Linked DNA regions of Homo sapiens: region 2 is linked to region 1. A link is a loop called in an ENCODE intact Hi-C map of the cell type or tissue named here. Cell type or tissue: psoas muscle. All regions are shown on one strand. Links, peaks and the distances in the headings refer to the core of each region. The heading gives the core; the rest is flanking DNA.

Region 1 (12,939 bases), core at 2,093-10,092:
CAGTGCTTGAGAGAGATGGGAAAACATGTAGCGGTGAGTTTATTTGCTTTATTTACCTTTTGTTTGTTTGAAAACATACATTTGCTCAGTGACATCTAAAAATTGATCTTGTTGTCAAGGAAGAATTGATTTTCCAATATTGTATACTGAAAGATATTGTTACAACAGATTAACATAGATTTAAATTTAGTATTTTTGGGTTTTTGGCTTTTTTGTTTTTGTTTAGACAGCATAGCGTCTAACTTATGAGCAAGGGCTTTGAGGCTTGACAGCCCTGAGGTAGCATTACCAGTTACTAGCAGTTTTGATTTTGGTCTAGATACTTGCCCTCTCTTGGTCTTTGTTTCTTCAACTGCAGAGATACTGATACTTGCCACCTTGATTAAATGAGACTTCAGATGCAGAGTGCTTAGTCTGTTTCTTGCACCTAATAAACACCTCTCTACTTTTATCTTCATAGAGACTTAAGTATATAGATAACTGGATGTAACTCAGAATTAGCAGAAGAATTGTGTGTGTGTTTTTGATTTTCTAATAAAACAAAGCCAAGCAGCTAAAAATGTGTGAGAGAAAAAAATTACTAGGAAGAGTTAGACCAGCTGCCAAACTCATCAAATGGATTTTTCATTCTAGACAGCTGCCAGTGCACTTGCTCCTGAACTCATTGGTAGAATAAGAGGACAAGGGCCACTGGAATGTGAAGGATTAACATCCAAGATGTTGGGTTATAGGGAAGGAGGGTAGTGTGACATTTTGATTTTTATCTCTGAAAAATAACCTTGATTGCAGCCATATGAATGATTGTGGAAATGTTTTAAAAAATCAACATATGGGCTGAGTGCAGTGGCTCATGCCTGGAATCCTAGCATTTTGGGAGGCTGAGGCAGATAGATCTCCTGAGGTCAGGAGTTTGAGACCAGCCTGGCCAACATGGTGAAACCCCGTCTCTACTAAAAATACAAAAATCAACCAGGCATGGTGGCGGGTGCCTGTAATCCCAGCTACTTGGGAAGCTGAGGCAGGAGAATTGCTTGAACTTGGGAGGCGGAGGTTGCAATGAGCCGAGAGTGCCATTGCACTCCAGCCTGGGTGAAAGAGTGAAACTCCATCTCAAAAAAAAAAAAAAAAATTAACAAATGGTTGACTCGCCCCCATCCTTTGATGAAAAATAATTATATTTTGGATGACGTAGCATCATTACTAAGCAATTGTTTTTGTAGGTTGTTCCTCACCCGATAATGGTGGATGTAGCCAGCTCTGCGTTCCTCTTAGCCCAGTATCCTGGGAATGTGATTGCTTTCCTGGGTATGACCTACAACTGGATGAAAAAAGCTGTGCAGCTTCAGGTTAGTGCTGTGGTTGTCTGGAACTGTGTCCCTGAAAAAAAATTCATGAAAATCTTTTGTTTAGAAAGATGGAAAGTTAACTGCTTATGGTTTTGTATTTTTGAAATGGAAAAAAAGCAAATCACATTGTAAATATGAATAATATGAGTAATAACAATATAACTAGTAACCAGGCTTTTAAAGACTATTTCTATTCTTAATTAGCATCCGGCAAAGATTTGCCATAATATCAGATAGAATATTTTTAGTATATGAGAAAGTCATGACAAGAATAGTCTTAAAACACTTTATAGTTAAGAGGCATTTAATAAGTATTTGTTGATTGATTTGATTTTTATCTCTCTACTGAATATAATTATAACACTGACAAATTCTGTCCTTTTAATGTCAAAATTCAATATAAAGTTGTACGCTTCAGCTATTTTTTTTGTCTTCTGATATTACCTCTCTTGCATCCTTCAACAGCCATGGAAATTCTAGATTTATACCAAATTGATTTAATATCTCCTGAAGGTTCATTATGTTTTAAACATATAATGCTCATAATGCTATCATGTAATGATGATCCTGTATACCTTGCCCTAGTGAGACCCCAATACTGTTAACTTCTCAGGGCCTTCATTAATATAGTGTAATCTAAATCCTTAAAATTATCAAGGGTCTTGCTATTAACTCAAATCATTGTGCCTCCCTTTAAGAAGTGCCCAGGCCAGGGAAAGTTACTTATTCGGACATGAAAGTATACAATCTACTAATATTAGTGTTTCAGTATGTGTGAATCAAGAAGATGTATAACCCTAAGACTTGCATCATTTAGCTATGGTGTTGGTTATTTAACGCTGTCTCTTTCTGTAAGTAAGCAGCTTTTAAAAGCAAATACCTGGAGAGGGAAGAAACCAGAGATGAAATTCTGGCAATATGTCACCTCCTGGAAGAGGACATCCTCTTGCCTGTCTTCACCTATACCACACTAGAGGGAAATTAAGAAAACAAGTACTGTAGAAATTGGGTAAAAAGGTACAGTGAAAGGGAAGAGTCAGAGATGCCTCTTAGTTTCTAAGGCACGTTTTAAATTCAGCCATATTTGAAATTTGGTTAACAGGACCACAACCATTTTTGCTGTTTGCCAATTCTCAAGATATTCGACACATGCATTTTGATGGAACAGACTATGGAACTCTGCTCAGCCAGCAGATGGGAATGGTTTATGCCCTAGATCATGACCCTGTGGAAAATAAGGTATGGTTTTGTTACTTGAACAGATGTGGACATGCTTTAAGGACAGAGTAGAGGATTTTATCCTAACAAATGACCTGGCCTACTTGAAAATCCTCTGCTAAGTTCTGAATGATTAGGCACAGAACAAGTTAAATATAGATATTGGAGTAACACTTGAGAAATTTTAAGGACTTTTTTGCCATCATAATGCTACCCTAGTCCTTGCTACGATTAGCCGTTTTATTGGAAATGATCACACAGTTTAGTTTTAGATTTTCAGTTTAGTTTCCTCTTTGGAGATGAGGATGGGAGACTAGCACAGTGTCATGCATATAGAAGGAGCTTCATAACCAGGTTTTTTATTACTTGCTGGTAGTGAGAGGAGTGGGAGGTTGAGTTTGGGGCATAGGAAGTATGGATTAGTAATTTGTGTTTTACATATGTCTTTTGAGGGAGGAGATTCAATGACCTCTTAACCATGAAAATCAGGGAACGTAAGTTTTATAGCTCATGTGAGAATGGCAATCTAACTAATAACATTATTTACATAAACATTTTATATAAGTTTTGTGTGTAACTTAGAATTTCTGTATCAGCTGGCCATTTGATCTCTAATTTCTTAGTTGTATCTGTGCTAGGTTAGAATGTGCTTGAAATGATGTTACAGTGTGTTTTGGAGATTAATCACCCAATAATGATACATTTATATAGTTATTAATTACCCTGCATAATTATTTAGTTATTACTATGTGGTACATTAATTCCTAGACTTTCAAACTTTGGGCTTTTGTTTCTTCCTGATTTGAAGCAGTCTGGTAAATGGCCAAAAGAAACAAAGTGAAGCCAATTGATTCTATATTTAATAGGTATGGATTGGTAGCCAAATAGAAGTATTTTTGCAAATTAAAGTTTTGCAATTGAACACTAGCAAACAATTCTTTTCCCTGACCTGAATCTATATGGTTCCATAGAACAGTTACAATAACAGAAAAAAATAATTAATAGAAAAAAGGCAGTTCAAGATTCATTTATTACCAAACTAGTTTTATTCCTGCAGAATCAGTATTCTTACAACAAGTGAATGTGGAGACCTAGAATGAATTTTAAGTCAGGTGGCTGGTTTTTGTTTCTTGGGTTAATTTTCTTATTTTCTTGCTACTCAAATTGTGATCTTTGAGCCAGCAGTGTCAACAACACCTGGAGATTATTAGAACTGCAGTCCTCCAGGTTCCACCCCTGACCACTAAATCAGTATCTGCATTTTAACAATATTATCAGGTGATTCTTATGCACATTAGAGTTTGAGAAGCACAGTGCCAGTGGAGTGAAGTACCCCTATTTGTATTTATGAAACATAACCTTTTCTATTTCATTTAGAAAGAAGAGTAACCCATTATTTAACGACTTACCATTTTCTGAATAGTCTCATTATTGATTGTAAGTTTATGTACACATGTGTACTCACAGTTAAAATTCTACAATGCTTTCATTAAATTATCAACTGACCCATATCTTTAAAAAAATATATATATATATACATTTTAAATTTTTATAGGTTTAGGGGTACAAGTACAGTTGTCTTACATGGATAGATTGTGTAGTGGTGAAGTCTGGGCTTTTAATTTACCTATCACCTGAATAGTGAACATTGTTCCCATAGGTAGTATTTCACCTGTTACCCCCCTGCACCCTCCCACCCTTGCAGTCTCCAATGTCTGTTATTCCACTCTGTATGTCCATGTGTACCCATTGTTCAGCTCTCACATATAGGTGAGAACATGCAATTTTTGATTTTCTATTTGAGTCATTTCACTTAGTATAATGCCTTCCAATTCCATCCATGTTGCTGCTCACAATGATTTCATTCTTTTTTATGAGCAGTATTCCATTGTATATATATGACACATTTTAAAAATCCACTCATCCATTGATGGACACTTAGATTGATTCCATGACTTTGCTATATGAATAGTGCTGTGATAAACATACAAGTGCAGGTGTCTTTTTGATATAATACTTTCTTTTCCATTGGGTAGATAGCCAGTAGTGGGATTGCTGGATTAAAAAGTCATTCTATTTTTAGCTCTTGAGAAATCACCATACTTTTTCCCTAGAGGATTGCAAATTTACATTCCCACCAGCAATGTATAAGAGTTGTTTTTTTCTTCACATCCATGCCAACATCTGCTGTTTTTTAACTTTTTAATAATAGTCATTCTGATGGGTGTAAGAAGATATCTCATTGTGATTTTGATTTTCATTTCTCTGATGACTAGTGATGTTAAGCATTTTTTCATATGTTTGTAGGCTGCTTGTGTGTCTTCTTTTGAAAAATGTCTGTTTATGTCCTTTGCCCACTTTTTAATGGGGTTATTTGTTTTTATCTTCTCGGGTTGTTTGAGTTCCTTATAGATTCTGGATATTAGCCCTTTGTGAACTGCATTGTTTGCAAGTATTTTCTCCCATACTGTAGGTTATCTGTTTACTCTGTTGATTTTATCTTTTGCTGTGCAGAAGCTTTTTAGTTTAATTAATTCCCATTTGTATATCTTTGTTTTTGTTGCATTTCCTTTTGAGGGCTTAGTCATGATTTCTTTGCCTAGGCAAATGTCCAGAAGAGTTTCTTTTAGTTCTTCTTCTAGGATTTTTATAGTTTCAGGCTTACACCTAAGTGTTTGATCCATCTTGAGTTAATTTTTTATATGGTGAGAGATAAGAGTCCAGTTTCATTCTACTGTTTATGGCACTCCAATTTCCCCAGCACAATTTATTGAATAAGATATCCTTTTCCCAACGTATATTTTTGTGGACTTTGTCAAAGATCAGTTGGTTGTAGGCATATGACTTTAAATCTGGGTTCTCTATTCCATTCCATTGGTTTATGTGTCTGTTTTTATACTAGTACCATACTGTTTGGGTTACTACAGCCTTATAGTATAAAGTCAGGTACTATGGTGCCTTCAGCTTTATTTCTTTTTGCTTAGTATCGTCTGTGCTCTTCAGGCTTATTTTTGGTTTCATGTGAATTTTAGGATTGTTTTTTCTAATTCTGTGAAGAATGATGTTGGCAATTTGATAAGAATTGCATTGTATCTGTATATTGCTTTGGGTCATTTTTAAACAGTCTTATGGAAATTCTTGTACCTGTGTGATAGGCTGCATACTAGACTGTAAAAGAACTTCGCATTGGCAAGAAATCTTCTGTTGAACAAGATGGATGAATTAAAATGAAATTACAGTCATGCATCACTAATGGTCTAGCTTCTTGCTCCTAGGCTACAAACCTGTGCGGATGTTACTATGCTGAATACTGTAAGCAGTATTGTAACACAGTAGTAAAAATTTGTGTATCTAAACATAGAAAAGGTACAGTAAAAAATATGGCATAAGAGATATTTTAAAATGATACACCTTTATAGGGCACTTACCATGAATGAAACTTGCAGAACTGGAAGTTGCACTGGATGAGTCAGTAAGTGAGTGGTGAATTAATGTGAAGGCTTAGGACATGACTGTACATTGCTGTAGACAAACACTGAACATTTAGGCTACACTAAACTTATAAGAAAAGTAATTTCACTATGACATTTTGAATGCTACAATGTCACTAGGTGATAGAAATTTTTCAGTTCCATTATCATCTTACGGAATCACCATCGTATATGCAGTTCATCATCAACCGAAATGTCATTATGTGGCATCTGATTGAATATAAGATTAGAGACTAAAGGAACTTTAGCAAATACCTAGTCTAACTTCCTCATTTTTACAGTTGAGAAAATTGAGGTTAAAGAATTTATCCAAAGCAATCAAGCAAATAAGTGACAAAACTGGGAACCAGTTTTGACCTGCAGTGACTAAGTATCTCTTGACTTGCAGTGAAGTGGGGTGCTACAGACTGAGCCCAGCTTGTAGCCCTCATTAATTGCAAATCATTGCCCCCTTTCAGAAGCCACAGTAGTTCAAGCATGATGGCTACGTCATTGACCAATGATCAAGGGTTAATAAATTACCAATAGCAGTAGCAATATGTGCCAGATACATGGCTAAGGAGATCTATCTATCTATCTCTCTATCTATCTATAGCAATAACAATAGCAATAGCAATATGTGCCAGATACATGGCTAAGGATATATGTATATTTATATCTATATACATCTATCTATCTATCTATCTATCTATCTATCTATCTACCTACCTACCTACCTACCTAATAAGATTGATATTATTATCCTTATTTTACCGATGAGGAAACTAAGATTCTGAGACATTAAATAACTTGCTTAAGGTTACACGTATCTGGGAAGCAGCCTAGTTCGAATTTAGTTGCAGGTGTGCCTATCTCCAAAGTCAAGCTCTTAACACCCTGTACAACCTAAAGACTAGTGCCATTTGTATATATTCCACATTAGTTTTAAAAAAAAATCAGAAATGCCTGTGTTCTCTTTTGTAGATATACTTTGCCCATACAGCCCTGAAGTGGATAGAGAGAGCTAATATGGATGGTTCCCAGCGAGAAAGGCTTATTGAGGAAGGAGTAGATGTGCCAGAAGGTCTTGCTGTGGACTGGATTGGCCGTAGATTCTATTGGACAGACAGAGGGTATGTTTTCTGCTTCAGTTTTAAGCTGTGTGAGATGGGAGTGATGGGATAGGTAATACTATTGGCTTCATCTTCCACTTTGAACACAGAAAAATGTTGCTGGGCATTTGGTTGGGATTGGAGAAAAGAGGCCACCATTGCGGTCCACACTCCCTCCACTTCCTCCTTTCATCAAGATTGCATCTGTGTGCGTGGGAGGATTTTGAAGGCCAAGAAAGTAGCCTGTGTTAGGAAAAGAAAACCAAACACTGCATGTTCTCACTCATAAGTGGGAGTTGAACAATGAGAACACATGGACAGAGGGAGGGGAACATCACACACTGGGGCCTTTTGGAGGGTGGGTGGCAAGGGGAGGGATAGCTTTAGGAGAAATACCTAATGTAGATGACGGGTTGATGGGTGTAGCAAACCACCATGGCACATGTATATCTATGTAATAAACCTGCACGTTCTGCACATGTATCCCAGAACTTAAAATATAATAATAAAAAAAAAAGTAGCCTGTGTTTTGGTAGTTCAGGCTTTTGTTATCAGGGAAACTCAAAACCTGTCTGAATATAAGCAATAAGCATTCTCGGAGCATCTGCTATGGAAATAAGACTTTCTCCGAAGTCACATGGGAGATACAGAGGAGCCTAAGATGTGCTCCATCTTTTCAGTCGGTTCTTAGTTTAGCTGGGGAGATAAGGTATATTTCCCCAGCAAAATAATTAATGCAAATTCTTGGTCTAAATAGCAGTTCAAGAAATGTCATAGGGCCACACATAAATAATTGCCAAATGACAGGTGTACACTCCCAAAGGGAGCTGCCATGGAATGAGCTTCGGCATGCAAGTGACAAATCTTGGACTAGAATGTTGACTCCCTGTTAAAACAAGCATGAAGGAGGGAGGAGAACTTCAGCTGGAGTTGTGAGGAAAGTGCATGAGATAAGAGAGATGCTCTTTGTTTCCCTACGGTGGGAAAAAACAGAACCAGAGTGCAGTTGTGAAACCCCACTCTCAGAGCTGCAGGAAGGGCTACTGTACTTGGTGTGTATGCAGCCTGCGTGAACCTCAGAACTGAATGGCAGGAAGCAGGAAGGAAATGGCTGTATCCCTTCTGCGTGCGAATGAGATCCCACTTCCTTACAGAACTATAAGAGAAGCTGCTAACGATAGACCCCTCACAAAATAATACTAGAGATGCAATGTGCTCTGAGATATATTCTCAGAGTAACGGAAAGCCAGAAAGTGAAATGGTGGCCATCCTGAACATCTGGTACCAAAGCAACCAAGTAAAAGTAAAAGAAGGGAGAATGAGGGTTTAACCTCTGTGAAATCAGCAGTTTCAACACAGAGGGAGAAGTCCCAGGGAATGAATGGGTTTCTATGCTTGGGGGTAGGCATTTTGTGTCCTAGAAATATCTCTTTTTATCAGGATAATCCATGGGAAACAGGTTTTTAAAAATCTGTTGATGTGCTTTGGGAGGCCAAGGTGGGCAGATCACAAGGTCAGGAGATCGAGACCATCCTGGCTAACATGGTGAAACCCCGTCTCTACTAAAAATACAAAAAATTAGCCGGGCGGGTGGTGGGCGCCTGTAGTCCCAGCTACTCAGGAGGCTGAGGCAGGAGAATGGCGTGAACCTGGAAGGCGGAGCTTGCAGTGAGCGGAGATCGCACCACTGCACTCCAGCCTGGGTGGCAGAGCGAGACTCCGTCTCAAAAAAAAAAAAAAAAAAAAAATCTGTTGATTTGTTTATCTGTATGATATGGTTATCAGTTATCAATAGTATGGCCATTTTACATCCAAGGTGAGCATATTTTCTTTCATTCATTCATTTGTTCATCTAATCATACCTTCATTTCTTTATTATTTGAGTATTTATTTACTGAATAGTTGCAATGCACCAGATACTGTGCTTTATATCCATGACACTATTAAATCCCCAAAGGTAAGTTTTGTTATCTCCAATTTAAAGATTAAGAAAATTGATAATTGGAGAGGTAAAATAACTTTCCCAAGGTCAAGCAGTCAACAAGTACCATGTGGAACTGTAATTGGAACTCAAAGATGGCCATTTGCAAAGCATATTCTCTTAATAGTCATAAAGATGTACCACCGCCCCAAGCCAGTGTGGATTTAACATATGGTTGACTCAGAGTCATGTGACAAATTAAAATCAACTTCAGTTGTAATAATTATAAAAATCATAATAATGACCTCCTCTGTGTTGAACCTACTTAAAAGAATATTTTAAATGTCGGCTGTGTATAATAACAGAGCTGTACATGGTTGTTCTCAGGAGGGTAAACGATGATCAAAATGGCAGATGTCAACCACTCTCGGGTCCACTAAGGATGCCAAGTCTTCTCATATTTCCCCACATTCACAAGGGACCTCTAATTTTAACAGTGTTTGATTAATAGCACCATGGTACCGACTGCAGAGGCAAGGCGTTCAGGAGATAGACAGGCACCACTGTTTCCTGGAGAATCAGACCCTAAATTCCCCAGTTCATTGGCTTCAGTAATAACAAGCCCTTCTTAAGTCCTCCTGGCTCTAAAGGCAGCTGCTAAAAGAAAACCTTTAATTTATCTGGAAATGAGAGGTTTATGGTTTGGAAACCTTGATATTACCTAGAAATTGGATGTAAATAACTGAGATTCCAATCTCATAATATTAGATCACATGGTAACTCTTAGCCAATCAAAAGGGGCAAAGTGGGATGCTTGCAGTTCCTTTTTGGCCTAGGAAAAGACAGATTCAAATTAACATCTAAATGTAGGAAGGAAGCACATTGAAAATTCCAATGGTAATGCTGTTATTTAGTATCAAGGAATACTGATTCCTAAAGTCAATTGCCTAGTAAAGAATCAAGAAGGTAAAAATATAAGCTATCTATTTATTCATTCTTTTGAGGTAACAAAAACTAATATGAGGTAAAAAAAAAAATCACTCTTCTAGGGTTGTTGATGGACACCTCTTACCCTAGAAGGAGGGTGAGTTTTTCTCTTGGAGGATCTCAGTGACACTGGGACAATTAGATAATGGTTAGAGAGAGAAGGACACACCTCTAGATTAAAGGTGATGCTTGAACTCCCATGAACTCAAATATCCCTGCTGGTCTTTGGTTTCTCACTACCAACACTGGAGTTTGAGATTTGCTCTCTAGCTGAATCAAATAGAAGTATATTAGGTGAACACCTTGGGGGAGCTTTAAAAGTAAATTCCAGCGATCTTGCCTTGAGACAGCTGCACAGTCAGGAGCTTATGTCGTTCTCGTCTCATCACTTAATTCCTGCCCGAAACAGAATTTAGAGATGATGTCTCTCATCTCTAAGATGATTAGAGATCATCATGAGATCAGAAGTGACAGTTTCATCTCCCCTGGTCACAAGCAAGTGGCCTCAGAATTTCTTCCCTCCCACCAAGGGAAGAGGCACAGTGACAGTTGTGTCTGAGAACAGAACTTGACACATTAAGTTCAAAAATATCTTCCACCCAGCAGTATCCTTCTTATGACCACTTCATCCGGGAGTAAAATTATCTTTTTAAAGTGGCACTGGAGTAGAAATGGTTTCAAATTCTCCACTGCCTTTAGTTGGTAGTTTGCAAAGTGTTTCCAACCCAGCATAGTCACTGAGCCAGTTTTACCTTCACCTCTCTTCTGCATACTGCCTGTGAATAAGGCCCTGTGCATAGAGCACTGTGCATGTAGTCCTGTTCCCTACACAGCACCTAGAAAATAGTTGGTGAACCAGCCACCAGAGAAGGTCTCCTTAGCATTCTGTAAAACCGGGAGGAGGGAATGGCCCTACCTTGTGTTTCTAGGCAGGCTTGTTTCATGCAGACATTGCCCTCAAGAGCAAGGTGAGAGGCCTTTAACAGATGTTTATTGAATGAATTAAAGGTGGTTATATATTCTGGTTTGCAGCAGGGAAACAGGGAAAGCAGGCAGTACATTGGGAAAGGGAGGCTCTTCTTAGCCCTATTTATATCCTGTCTGCCTGTGGTCCCACCTGCTGCAAGAAGCTGCTGATCGTCCCTTGTTTGCTCCTGAAGGGGGCAGGGATGCTATAGAGTCATGTTTAGCATTTAAATTCATCCAGTTTTCTCCATTTCTTCTGCTACTGTTTTATCTCCTCACCGTCATCTCCTGCCTGCCTCGCCCTTTCACACTAAAGCCACAGCAAACTTTCTAAAGTGCAAGTATAACTGCCCCACATTCTTTAGGTCCTGTACTTTAGAACTTGTATATGTACATTCCCTTGCTTAGGGTACTCTTTCCATCCCCACCCACCTTTGCCTGGCTGCCTGCTTCTCATCTTCGTTTGTTATTATCTTCAGGAATCCTTCTCTGATCCCTGCTTGGCTGGGCTACCCACTCTGTCACCCTCCCTGAGTCTTCCAATTACATTCTTTACATCCTTCTTTTCAGCATGTGCTTTCATTTGCTGTGTTATAATCCCCTCTCCCTCTTTCCCCTCTTACTTCCCCCGACCTCTCCTCCTTCCCTTTCCCTCCACCTTTTCTTCCCCTCCCCGTCCAGTCCACCTAACCCTTTCTCTTCCCCTCCCACCTCTGCCTCTCTCTCCCTCTGTTCCTGTTGAACTATGAGCTCTATAAGGACAGAGACAGGGCTTTATTTACTATTGTATCTCCAATGCTTAGACCAATCCCTGACACACAGTTGGTGCTCAGTAAATATTTGTTTGACAAATAAATAGAAAAATCAGGAAATAAGAATTTTCTACCCTGCCAGATTCCATTGGGTTATTTAATGTAAAGATTAGCAAGTAATATTTCAGTACCATTGGCCCTGTTTATCTACAGCTTCCACATCTGAGGATTCGACCAACCTTGGATCAAAAATATTCAAAAATTAAATTAAATTAAAAATAAGAATACAGTCATAAAAAATAATACAAATAAAAACCAATAACTTATAACTGTATTTACATAGCATTTACATTACATGAGGTATAAGTAATCTAGAGATGATTTAAAGTGTACAGGAGAATGTACATAGATTGTATCCAAATACTGTGCCATTTTATATCAGGGAATTGAGCATCCTTGGAGAGTTCTGGTACCAATCCCCCACAGATGCCAAGGGACAATTTTACTCCCATTTGTCTTAGAATTAAATGGAAGAAAATTAAAGCCAATGTAAATCTCCACCTACTGTCTCTGTGCTGGCTTGTCTCCCTCGTCTTCATGATCCCATGAGGATAACAGTCTCTTTGCTTCTGGCTTCCATTGGTTTCAGCAGGAGATTGGAAGTTATAAAGAGAATGTCCTCACCCAGCCACTGACACGATCCTTTTACCTTGTCCTGTCATTGTGTATTTTCATTACCTGGAATAAATATTGGGATGCTAATTAAAAGTGTTTACAAATATAAAATTTGTGGGCTTATTGCTGCTACTTTGTTTGTGGGTGGGGGAGAGAGAAAGAGTAAGAGATAGGGAGAGAGAAACAGAAATAGGAGCTGGTTTAGAATGCCTATCTTTGCATTTCAGAAAGAGGAGAAAGGAGTATTTTTGTTTGAAAAGTAAAGGTGTTATAACAAACTCCCTTATTTTGCACATATTTTAGGAAATCTCTGATTGGAAGGAGTGATTTAAATGGGAAACGTTCCAAAATAATCACTAAGGAGAACATCTCTCAACCACGAGGAATTGCTGTTCATCCAATGGCCAAGTAGGTATTTGTAAAAATAAGGCACTGCTCTGCAGAGGTCATGTGACAGTTCATGGTTGATATGCTAGTGTCCAAAACCAGAAA
Region 2 (12,939 bases), core at 1,717-9,716, 130 kb before region 1:
AAGCCTAAGAAAGGATATGCACCAAACAATACTGGTACCTTTAGGAGAGTGAGATTTGGAAGTAGGAAGGAGACTACTTCTTTGTCACTAATATTTAAATTGTTAAGAAAAAAAAAACAACAAAAGGAGCCGAAATGGAAAGACTTGAATGGTCAACAGAAAACAGGGACCTTAATCCGAATAGTTTTAGAGGACTAAGGCTGGCTCCTATACTGATTTCCTGAGTTTGTTTATTGTTAAATGGGATGTGTGTGCTTGATAATCTCCTTAGATAGAAGACTGATGCCCAAATAGGTTAAAATGTGTGGTGCTTGGTATTTCTTTTTGTTTTGCTAATAAGCTTTTCCCTTATTCTGGGAATTAAAGTCCTTTCCTCTTTAGCCCAATTAAATTTGTTAAGGGAGGGCCTCTATGAAAAGGCCCTTCTTTGAGGTCTCTAAGTGGAAATGATTGGTCCTAAAAAATCTTTCCTCAGTAGCTCATAAAGCAGTTCATAATTATCGAAGGCTTATTATGAAGGGTGTTTCGGTATCTTCCCTCCAAAATGCTAAGAAATAATTTAGGCAACAGTTCAGACTCTAAAAATGAAGATGGCTCGGTCTTTTCACAGACTGAACACAATATTGTTGCAACTTACTTGATTATGGCAGGTATGGATATTTAAGTAAGTTATTTTTCTTTAGAATGGGTGAAGAAAGGCAGAAGTTTTCAGCATAAGGCATGCATTGTTTCAAGTTCCATATTATTGGCCAACCTTGACAAGTCATTTATCCTGACTTGGCTTGCTCGTTGGTAAATGAGGATGATGATACTCTATTTCTGGGCTGTAAAGATCAAATAAGATAATGTGGGTGAAAGAATAAGGGAAAGCATTGTTAGTGATGGCCATTGCCACAGGTTATTTTGAATTTTGGTAAATAAGAGCAGTGAAGTGGGGCTGAGAAAAGTTTTCTATGTGATAAATAGTTCTTTCATAAAAATCTATGTATTTGATTATTGGATTGTTAAAGTTTTTATTGGAGAAGAGTATGCACCATGGCAAAAACATATTTTTATGTCATTTACTATTCTTATACATAACCCTCATATTTTTGTTCTTGGTGGTAGAATTTAGCTAAGAACTTAAAGGTTCTGGAAAGAAAAAGTCCTAAGAAGACAGAGCAGGGTATATTGTCATTGAGGACAGAGTCTGAAAATTCAGCTTGTTCCAGAATGCTTATTGGAAAACTCTTGAGTTTTGGATTTCATCTTTTAGTATATTTGCAACTGTGAGCATGTATCTTCCCTTTTTGTTCTTCCATTTTCTCATCTGTAAAACAAGGATAAGAATAAGTTATCTGTCATGATTGTTATAAGGAGTAAAATTAAGTGACACATAAATGCCATATAGTAGGTGTTGGACAAATATTTGTTTCTTTTTCCCTTTCCTCCCTACACACTCATTGATGTAAAGGATTGTTTGCAGAAAAAAAGGGATGGGGGAATGACAGAAACTTTTTATCTTTTTAATGTATCATTGAATTGTGTAACTTTTATATTGAGCAATCACTTAATTTTCAACTTTATACTCTAACGAGTTGTAGAAGTAACTCTTATATTGAGTTCATTATTTTTTGGATTGACTTTTATAAAAATTTTCAAACATTCAAAAGTAGAGTGAAAAGTATAACACACCATCCTATACCCAGTTTATAATTGTTTACGTTTCTTCCTTATAATTCAGCGTATTACTTCTAGTACTGGAAATTGAGTTCCTCAGTTAAGTTTTGCGATTTTAGTGACGTTATCTCGTTCATTTGAATACCTCTATGATAAGTACTAGACAAGTTCTAGTTTTTTTGTAATTGCAAAAAAGACTGAGAAAATCTCCTAACAATTACATGGAAATACTTTGTATACAAGTGTTTGGTTTAGTTAGTTATTTGTAGATGACCAAAAAAAAAAAAAATCCAAAAAACAACCAAAACTATCCTTTTTTGACCTGGTTACAAAATTAGCATGCAGAAAATATTCTATTTAGTTCTTATCTCTGTAACAGTAATAATAATAGTAATCTTACTACTACTGCTACTAATGTTATCATTTGAATACTTGCTATATACCAAGCACTGTTCTAAAACCTTACACATACAGAATAATTCATCCTTACACTAATTTAGTAAGTTACTCTTCAGTTTTATTTCTCTAGTTTATACAGATGAAGAGCTTAAGAAACTTGTCCAGCACACACATTTACTAAGCAGCTACACCAGGATTTGAACCCAGGCATTTTGGTTCTAGAGCCCTCACATATAAATCCAAGAGTCAGCTTTATCAAGGTATACAATGAGTGTGTGTTGTTTGTGTTTCTGGTGGATCCACTGAAGGAAGCATAGCTGAACTCTTTATGCTTTTGTTCTGCCCCTGTATCAAGCATCTATTTTTCTTTAGATCCCCTAACTTTCCTCCTTTAACAAAACTCACTTAAAGTTGCAAATCAAAACCAAAACTATGAGGAAAGGGTGTAGTGAAAGCATTTATTTCATTCGTTACTTTTACCAAGGGCCTATTTAGATTTTTTATTTAATTTTTAATTTGATCTTTCATTTATAGTTTGGCTCCTATAAACTGTTACAACTTCCAGTGCAACAGACATTTTGTTAATTTAGTGTCCTTGAGCACTCTCCCTTTCCCCAGTTAAGGCTGGGAGGTAAGAGGACATGGTGAATTTGAGGATCTGAAATAAATCATTATGTTTGAACTGTAAAATGAAGGGTGAGAGGTTGAAAAAGATGGCTGAGTACCAGACAGTGATGAGCCGTGTAAGTTTTAAAGGTGACAGGGAGTCACTGAAGGGTTTGAAATGGGAGTGACATGATCTGATTTGTGTTTTAGAAATGTGCTATAGTGGTAGCTAAGGGACCACATAGGAGGCCATTGCAGTGATTCTGAGGAGGGAGTAATCGCAGTGGGGACAGAAAAAAGTAGATACATTCAAGAGCCAGAAGGTGGAATTGATGATTGGATGTTGGGATTGTGGGAGAAGGAGAGAAGTATCAAAGATGATGCCTAGGTTTCTTTTTTGAGCCACTGAATAGATGGTGATGCTCTTCATCAGATGGGAACACACCTGGGGAAGAACAGGTTTGAGGCAGGAGAAAAAGTCTCTCAGTTCAGTTTGAGAGGTGTCCAATAAAAAGCTGGACACATGGGTTTGAGTGTCCGGAGGCTGAAAAATATCAGGGTATAGCCTTGGGTATGAAGAAATTACTCAGAGTATGTGTTAAATGTGAAAAGAAAGGGATCTAGGACAGAAGGTTGGACAATGCACATATTTAATAAGACATAGATGGAGAAAGAAAGGCCAGGAAGTAGATCAAGAAGGGTCTGTTGAAGAGATTGCACGGAAGTCACGGAAGACAAGAAGGAAAATGTTTCAAGAGTGAAGGAGAAATCAACATCAAGTGCTACTTAGTGTTTAGACTGACTGTGAAATGGGACTTAACTAAAATCTAACAACTAGGTGATCTTTTGTATACTCATTAGAAGACCTACAGCTGTGGAAACAAGGCAGTGTGCTTGGTACAGCTGCAGAGAGAATAGAGAAAAGGGCTAAACTGTTTAGTTCATAACCCCCATTATTTCTAAGACTCCCAGAATTATAGTTCCTTTATTCTGGTTGCGTACTTGGTAGGCAGCAATTTACTGCACTGTTTTTATCTAACTTTAAAAAGTCATTGAATTTGTAGCTAGCCCAGAAAGAGTCTTCATTTCATTAAATTCTTCGGAGTATATCTTGTATACATGCTACAATCCTAGATGCTAAAAATAGGGCCAAAGAATCATCAAATTTGCTGTCATTGTGTGCTAATTATCTTGAAGGAATGATAGAAATTAAGCAATATGGGTTTTAGTTGTAGCCCACTTATTAAATAAATCTGCTGTATGTCACGTATTCAAAAACCACAGAAATCATGAGGAGCCTGAAATCCACATGAAAAGACAAGGAAAAGTAACAGTTAAATTATATAGTGTTACATAAGACTCAGTTAATCATAAGCAAGTAGTTTGGAAATTTAGGGAGGAGAGGATAGTGTGGGTAGGATAAGGCTTAGGGGCTTGAACTGAAGTTTGAAGGATGGATGGCATTTGGATAGGAAAAGAGAAGGAGCAGGGTGCTCCAAGTGGGAGAAATATGAGTCAAGCATGGTGTATCTGGGCAAAAACTAGAATGGAGAGTTCACTTGACAAGTGTAGAAATTTGCTTCTAGAGAGTGACAACAGATGAGGCAAAGAGCCTGGAATATCAGGTTGGGAAATTTGGATTGTTATCCCACAGCCAGTGGGAAATACTACAAGTTTTCGGGAGGAGAAGAACCATGGTTAAGTCTATGTTATAGCAAGCTGATTCTGCCAGAAGCAAGGAGAGGAAAAGAACAGGAATCTGGAAGGTTAGTTTAACAGGCTAAGGCAGAAGTTCTGACTGAAGTGCCAAGATATGTTAAAAGTTTTTACTGAGCTGATGTTGTATGTTGGTGCTTGGAAACTGTCCCTCTCTGACAATAGTTGGGGATTGATCACCAAGTAATTCTTTTCTTGATGGGGAACTCAACTCTATTCCTGCTTGTTGCACAACCCTCCTTTAGTCTCTAACAATCCAGTAATGATTCTAGCTTCTTGGATGAAATCTACTCACACCCCACCCCCTCACACCCCTTTAGGATCTAGTATGCCCATATCTGGCTTATGCCCTTTACAGCATGTAGGGGATGTTGAACATGCACATCCAGTACACTCGACAGTATTTCTCAGTGTAAAATAAAACAGTGGCATTCTGGTTAATAAGTTTAGTTATCTGTCTACCTCAGTGCAACCAATCTGGGGCACTGACAACACTGAGGTTCTGGAAACTTGATTTCCAGAAACTTGATTAAGGTGGTATCAGCTGTGAGGCTTCTCTATGGACCAAAAAGCTGGCTCAACTTCCTCTCTGGATAGTCAAGTCTTGTAGTATGCATTCTTCTATTGGGGTAGTGTGTGTGTGTGTGTGTGTGTGTGTGTGTGTGTGTGTTGGAATGAAGAATTTGGACATGTTGAGTTTCAAGAAATACTGGAATAGTCATATGAGCTTACATATGGTAGATGCTTAGTAAACGACAATGAGTTCAATGAAAAAAGAAGATATGGAACTGGAGCTTGTGTCATGGCTGAAAATAGTGACAAAAGTGCTGTGAGGATAGAATGATAATTGAAGCTTGAGAAAGGCAACTATCGAAAAAGAAGAGCCCCAGGCCCCAGGAAGGAAGAGGAGGAAGTTAAGCTGACAAAAAGAGGGCATGGTCAGTCATATATTTGTCCTAAAAATCAGTAGGAATGGTATGAAAGCCAATGAAGGAGTTTCAAGGACAGAACACTCAATAGCAATGACATTAAAACCAACGTTCAGTGCTGCCTTGTGCAATTACCAGATTCTTTGTGTTTTAATTTTCTCATTTCTGTTTCACAGAAGGGATGTGAAGATGTCACATACAGTTTTAAGAACAGCAGGAGCTCTTCAAATAAATGAACTAAAATAGATCTGTTATGTTTTTAAAGGGGCTTAAATATTTAATTTTGAGTCTACTTTGAAACATTCAAATTAAACAAAATGCATCATATTTTTGTGTGTGTTCTCAGGTATGATAAGTATTATCAGCAACATAATAGTTCTGGGCATCTTCATTAAGTACAAGGAACTTCGGACACCCACAAATGCAATTATTATTAACCTGGCTGTTACTGATATAGGGGTCAGTAGCATTGGCTATCCCATGTCTGCTGCCTCAGATCTGTATGGAAGTTGGAAATTTGGATACGCAGGCTGTCAGGTATTGGAGATCATTGGAATGAAAGCAAAATAAATAGATCAAATAAATGTAAATTTAAATGTCTAAAACGAATCCCAAGAGTTTAAATTGAATATTGTAGAATAATAGATACAGTGCTTTTATGGAAAACAACAGAAGTGACTAGGAATATATTCTTTAATAAGAGAAATTAAATCACCAACCATTGTTATATTTTCAAAATTCTCCCAACTCAAAGGAAGAAACAAACAAAATAACTAGCATTCAACCAAAGGAGAAGAGTGCTGATTTGCATATTCAAATAAATATTTGCATATTGCAAATTAAAAAAAATAACCTGCTTTCATCTGAAACAATAAAGTAGTGATTTAATCATAATATTATGGAAGATAGTTAAGCTACCATGTTGTTGAATTTTTTCCTATAGAAAGTCCTCCATAAGAATTGTTACTAAATGTTATTTTTTAGTAAAAAGGAAATGAGTTAATATTAATTTGCCTTAAGACAGTAAGCAAATATTACTTTTAGGCTAATTCTTTTAGCAGTTTACTATCATAACCTAAAAACTATAGAGAATAAAATGAAAGTAGTAGTGAATACTGAATAACCACGTAAGTACCAACCAGTTTTGTTAAATCTTAATGTTTCGCAATCTGTGCTTCAGATTGTTTTTCTTTTTAAAGATATAAAACTATACAGATAATGATGAAGGCCACCGCATGCCATCTTCAATCTTATTCCTCCCATGAATGTTTTTCTCTCTAATATATGTGCACATAAACCAGATACTGTCTGAATACTTCAGGTTTTGTGTAAATGATATCATATTGTTTGCATTATGCGATTTCCTTTCATTGTTAGATATTATGTTTTTGAGGTTTATCCATGTTGATGGATATGACTGTAAGTCATTCATTTTAACTGCTATATAATATTCCATTTTGTGAACGTAGAAAGCCCAATGTACATTTTCATTTTACTCTTATTGGACCTTTGTTGCCATTTTTTTTCTTTTCCTTTTTTTTTTTTTTTTTTATTTGAGATGGAGTCACGCTCCGTTGCCCAGGCTGGAGTGCAGTGGCGTGATCTCCGCTCACTGCAAGCTCTGCCTTCTGGGTTCACACCATTCTCCTGCCTCAGCCTCCCGAGTAGCTGGGACTACAGGTGCCTGCCACCAAGCCTGGCTAATTTTTTTTTTTGTATTTTTTTTTTTTTTAGTAATGACGGAGTTTCATCGTGTTAGCCAGGATGGTCTCGATCTCCTGACCTCATGATCCTCCCACCTCGGCCTCCCAAAGTGCTGGGATTACAGGCATGAGCCACTGCGCCCGGACCCCCATTTTTTTTTCTGTCACAGATAAGGCTTCAGTAAATGTTCTTACATATGTCTCCTTCTGCAATATGTGAGTTTCTTTAGCCACATTGCTTAGGAGTGGAATGGTTAAGTTGTAGAGAATGTTCATCTTCAACTTTATCAGAAGTAGCCAAATTGCTGTCCAAAATAGTTATTCAGATTATGAGAACATCTATTACTCCACATTCTCCTTAACATTTGGGATTGTCAGACTTTTAAATTTTCATTTTCTTGAGTGTGAAATGCCATCTTATAATCAGTATTTCTTTGAATATTTATTGTGGTTGTATGTCTTATGTTATAAACATTCAAATGCTAATGGGCTTGTGTGAATACCCCGTTCATCATCTGGCCATTTTTCTATTGAGTTTGTCTTTTCCTCCTGTTGAATTACCCATCTTCTGAATACTAGTCTTTTGCTGGTTTGTGGTTGTTCTGCACTCTGTTCATAGAGTGTTGTAAAGAAATTTCACTGTAAGTCTTAAAATTTTCAAAAAAGTCCATTTTAGTTAATGAAATTACAAATTACTTTCCATAAATTCTTTTATTAAACCAGTTATAATTTGACAATGAAGATGTATTTTAAAGTAGTAAAGTAAAAAACCTTTAGTATATTTGAGATATATTCTAACAATGGACAAAAATTTAATGTTTCTTGGGAGGGTGTTTAGAATGGTAGAGTCTTTTCAATTTTGGTTTTCAGGTTTATGCTGGATTGAATATTTTTTTTGGAATGGCAAGCATTGGATTACTCACGGTCGTGGCTGTGGACCGATACCTGACCATCTGCCTTCCTGACGTAGGTACAACACTTTTCTCAGCTTTCTTAATGAATCCATTTCTTGACTAATGGCCACTCAATATATATATACGCTAAAATATAAACCTAATGGTTTGTAGTTAGGGTCAGTTTTATTTCTCTGCCAATAATTGTTCAAATGTTTCAATGGCTTCTTATTGTACTTAGAATAAAATCCAAATTTCATAAGGCTATTCACACTTTGAGGTACGGTCCAAGCCCAAAGTGAGGTTTTCATACCTGCTGTTTTGCTAGGTTTGGAAAGCTACTCTTCCTGCTTATCCTCTGGCTGATTCTTTTCTCATTTAGGTTTCAGCTTAAATGTCTTTTTTTTTTTCCAGAATGTGAACTTATGTAGATAGGCTTAGTAAAAGGGAGAATATTTGTGTTACTTTTATTAGGTGTTGCACTCATGTTTTGGCTCCTAAGGCCAATCAAAGTGCTCTGTAAAGAATCTACTTGATAACACTTACAAATCAAGCAAGTTTAAAAAGTGAGTCCCATTAATGGCAAATGTTGCTAATATTTCCTGTGCTTGATAATAGGGAGAAGAATGACCACCAACACTTACATCGGCTTGATTCTGGGAGCCTGGATCAATGGCCTGTTTTGGGCTTTGATGCCTATCATAGGGTGGGCTAGTTATGCCCCAGATCCTACTGGTGCTACGTGTACCATAAACTGGAGGAAAAATGATAGGTAAGAGACAAGTTTACACTTTATAATCAAATGCTTCTAATGTAGACATTTTCTCACCCTTTCAAATTTAAGCTCAGATCATGTGTTCCTCATACAGAAGGTGGCGAAGCACTTCCCTGGTAGTGATGATGTGATTCTCAGTTCAAAGACGGAATTGAGAAAAGTGACTTATGCTTGTTTGCAAGTAAAGGTCATCCAGCTCCCTTTGTCTCCTTTATCCCATTCCTTCCTCCCTCCCCTGTGTTCTCTCTTAAGGCAGCAATGCAGGGTACCAATCACCCTTCCAATATTTGCACATTTCAAAGGTAGGATCATGAGCAGGAAAAGGGTTAATGAAGCTAGACAGAGTGTGCAGTTCTGGCAAAAGCCCAGGCTGCCTCCCTGCTGTCTTTTCAAGATGGTCTGGTGTTCCAGCACATTCTGAGAACTGCGTAGCAAAAGCACAGTCACTGCAAAGATTTGCCTGCTAGTTAGTGAGGCTTCTTTATATTTTCCAGGAACAAGATAATAATTTAGTTCATTAGAGGAAATGAAGGATGACATAAACATGAACAGAAAATTTCTAGATCTCAAACCTGATCTAAATTTTTTTCTGTAGATTCAAAAAGTAAAGGCTGGGCACAGTGGTTCATGCCTGTAATCCCAGCACTTTGTGAGGCTGGGGCAGGAAGATCACTTCAGCCCAGGAGTTTGAGACCAGCCTGGGCAACATATTGAGACCCTGTCTCTACAAAAAAAAAAAAAAAAAAAAGCAGAGGGTGGTGCGGGGGGTGGGAAATTAGCTGGCTGTGGTGGTGTATGCCTGTGGTCTCAGCTACTCGGTTGGCTAAAATGGAGATTGGCTTGGGCTGGGGAGTTCAAGGCTACAGTGAGACGTGATTGCACCGCTGCACTCCAGCCTGGGTGACAGAGCAAGATTATGTCTTGAAAAGAATTAAAAGTAAATAATTTAGGCTTTATAGCCCAGATGTTCTCTATCACAGCTCTTCAACTCTGTCATCATCCTGTAAAAGCAGCCATAGCCAGTATGTAAATGAGGGTACATGGCTGTGTTCCAATAAAACTTTATTTACAAAGATGAGTGATAGGCTGAAATAGGCCTACAGTCCATAGTTTGCCAATTCCGGGCCTAAATAAACTAAAAGTCAAATATACTTCTAAAATTATTTAGCAATATAATGACTACCAGTATTGTTTTTAATAATTATCTCCTCTTTCTCCTTCCCCCACTTAGGACATTAAATGAGCAATCATGATTGCCTTTTCTTATTTTCAGATCTTTTGTGTCTTACACCATGACAGTTATTGCGATAAATTTTATTGTGCCCTTGACAGTGATGTTTTACTGCTATTACCATGTCACGCTATCCATTAAACATCACACTACCAGTGACTGCACTGAGTCCCTCAACAGAGACTGGTCAGATCAGATAGATGTAACAAAGGTAAGAGATCAAAATCCTTGAAAAATTGTTGTCATGGAGCTTTTACCCACTCATAGTTGAAAGAGTCCCTGGGACCACCGCAGTCTTCTCTCCCTCATCTCCAATTCTCACTCCCCAGCTCTTTCTTCTGTGTTTGCTTCCTCATTTCTTTTTTTGCTTTTATTTTTGTTTTTTGCTTTTGTTTTTTGAAATGGAGTTTCACTCTTATCGTCCAGGCTGGAGTGCAATGGCACGATCTCGGCTCACTGCAACCTCCGCCTCCCGGGTTCAAGTGATTCTCCTGCCTCAGCCTCCCCAGTAGCTGGGATTACAGGCACCTGCTGCCACACTTGGCTAATTTTTTTTGTATTTTTAGTAGAGATGGGGTTTCACCATGTTGGGCCAGGCTGGTCTTGATCTCTTGACCTCAGGCGATCCACCTGCCTTGGCCTCCCAAAATGCTGGGATTACAGGTGTGAGCCAATGCGCCTGGCCACTTGCCTTCTTATTTCTGAATGATATGCTGTTTGCTCTTTTGGATATTTTTGTTGGTCATCATCTCTTGATTTCCTACTATGGATGATGAGGATTTATTCTCTTATACCACCCACCTGCCCAACTCCTCCTCCACACCTTTCTCTCTCCTTACCTGTCAGTATAATGTTAACAATATTTGGTTAGATAAAGAGGCTCTTTCTCTGCTCTCAGTATGTTTAAACACACCACAGATGTGATGAACCTTATCCTCTTCTTGGAGCCATCCTCCTGGTTCCCTGGGGCCTCTTGCTCTGCTTTGAACTGATTGCTCCTGAGGACCACTGCTCAGAAAGCCAACATCCTCAGGCCTCCCTTCATCACCAGCTCAGGATGCTTTCACCTCCTTCCAGGGTCGAATCCCCTGTTTTCTGGAATGCTTGTCTTCCTTTTTTTTTTTCTTAGTTTATTTCCTCTGATTTGGTGGAGCACATTCTTCAATTAATTCCTGAGGTTATGGGAGAGGTAAATTTTTTAAGACTTTGCATGAATGAAAATGTCTTAATTTTACTATCATGTTTGACTGATTGTTTGCCTGGTCTAGAATTCTAGGTGCAAAAGTAATATTCAAAGAGTTTTGAAGGCATTGCTCTACAGTCTCCTAGCTTCCAGCATTGCTACTACAAAGGCTGATGGCATTCTGGTGGGTGATGCTCTGTGGTGATCTGTGGGTTCTCTCTGGAAGCTTATAGGATCTTCTCTATGTCTCTAGTTTTCTGAAAATGTATACTGATGCACCTTGGTATGAGTATTTATCCAGTGCTGGGTACTTGGTGAGTACTTTCAGTGTGGAGACTCCAGTCTTCCTCTTCTAGGAGATTTCTAGTATCATTTCTCTGATTATTTCAGTCCCTCTGTTTTTTCTTTTCTTCTCTTTCCCTGGAATTCCTTTTATTTAGATATTTAATCTGCTAGATTTACCTTCTAATTTTCTTAAATTTTCTCTCCTATATTGTCTATTTTTGTTTGTTTCTTTTGTGGTTGTTGTTTGTTTCTTTTTGTTTCTACTTTCTGGGAGATTTGCTTAACCATATCTAGGTCTAGGATAAGGGTGAGGATAGTGAAGGCCAACCCTTGGGTGCAAAATTCAAGCAAGCACCAAAAAACTCATTAATAAAAAAAGTGGTTTAATGTAGTACTTAAAAAACAATATTAATGTAAAAATTATGTTGAACAAAATAGAAATTTTAAATAAAAACAGGATCCGACCCTGCACTGATATAATTCACCTGATTCACCTCCCCCTGTTCCCAGCCTGATAATATCATACAACCTTTCTGTAACATTTTTTACATTCTACTCTCACTTTTACAGATAGGAGAAAAACCATTTTTTTTAAATTTCCAACTTTTATTTTAAGTTCAGGGGTACATGTGCATGACGTGTAGGTTTGTTACATAGGTAAACGTGTGCCATGGTGGTTTGCTGCACAGACTATCCAGGTATTAAGCCCAGCATCCATTAGCTGTTCTTCCTGATCCTCTCCCTCCTCCCTCCCTCTACCCTTCAACAAGCCCCAGTGTGTGTTGCTTCCGCTGTGTGTCCATGTGTTCTCATCATTTAGCTCCCACTTATAAGTGAGAACATAAGGTATTTGGTTTTCTGTTCCTGCATTAGTTTGCTAAAGATAATGGCCTCCAGCTCCATCGATGTCCCTGCAAAGGACATGATCTCATTCCTTTATGGCTGTATGGTATTCCATGGTGTATATGTACCACATTTTCTTTATCCAGTCTATCATTGATGAGAATTTAGGTTAATTCCATGTCATGTCCATGATTGCTATTGTGAATAGTGCTGCAATAAACATACATGTGCATGTGTCTTTATAATACAATGATTTATATTCCTTTGGGTATATACTCAGTAAAAGAATTGGTGGGACAAATGGTATTTCTGTCTCTAGGTCTTTGAGGAATTGCCACACACAATCTTCCACAATGGTTGAACTAAGTTATACTCCCATCAAGAGTGTAAAAGTGTTTTTTTCCCACAACCTCACCAGCATCTGTTATTTTTTGACTTTTTATTAGCAGCTATTCTGACTGGTATGAGATTGTATCTCATTGTGGTTTTGATTTGCATTTCTCTCATGATCAGTGATGAGCTTTTTTTTTTTCATGTTTCTTGGCTGCATGTATGTCTTCTTTTGAGAAATGCCTGTTCATGTCCCTTGCCCACTTTTTAATGGGGTTGCTTGTTTTTGTCTTATAAATTTGTTTAAGTTCCTTGTAGATGCTGGATATTAGACCTTTGTCAGATGCACAGATTGCAAAAATTTTCTCCCATTCTGTCGGTTGTCTG

What was found. A loop is a pair of places that touch in the nucleus more often than their neighbours do. Peaks named below come from ENCODE experiments on the same cell type or tissue, not always from the same donor. Only the 100,000 strongest peaks of a DNase experiment are listed, where the experiment ranks them.
Region 2: a loop joins it to region 1, with 3 times the contacts of the local background. A loop is called at or near these places in 23 of 110 quality-filtered maps.

Annotation. Positions count from the first base shown.
Region 1 is chr4:109,961,953-109,974,891 of GRCh38, forward strand. It overlaps EGF (epidermal growth factor), which reads left to right. Exons shown (of 24, transcript NM_001963.6): 8 at 1-33; 9 at 1,221-1,346; 10 at 2,449-2,585; 11 at 7,019-7,167; 12 at 12,751-12,855. Among named protein-coding and RNA genes, the nearest start is that of EGF, 56 kb to the left of the region's middle. In psoas muscle, for the core only: no CTCF peak of the experiment used is centred there; no DNase peak of the experiment used is centred there.
Region 2 is chr4:109,827,484-109,840,422 of GRCh38, forward strand. It overlaps RRH (retinal pigment epithelium-derived rhodopsin homolog), which reads left to right and starts at 489. Exons shown (of 7, transcript NM_006583.5): 1 at 489-650; 2 at 5,656-5,846; 3 at 7,883-7,982; 4 at 8,524-8,677; 5 at 9,954-10,122. The coding sequence starts at 545. In psoas muscle, for the core only: no CTCF peak of the experiment used is centred there; no DNase peak of the experiment used is centred there.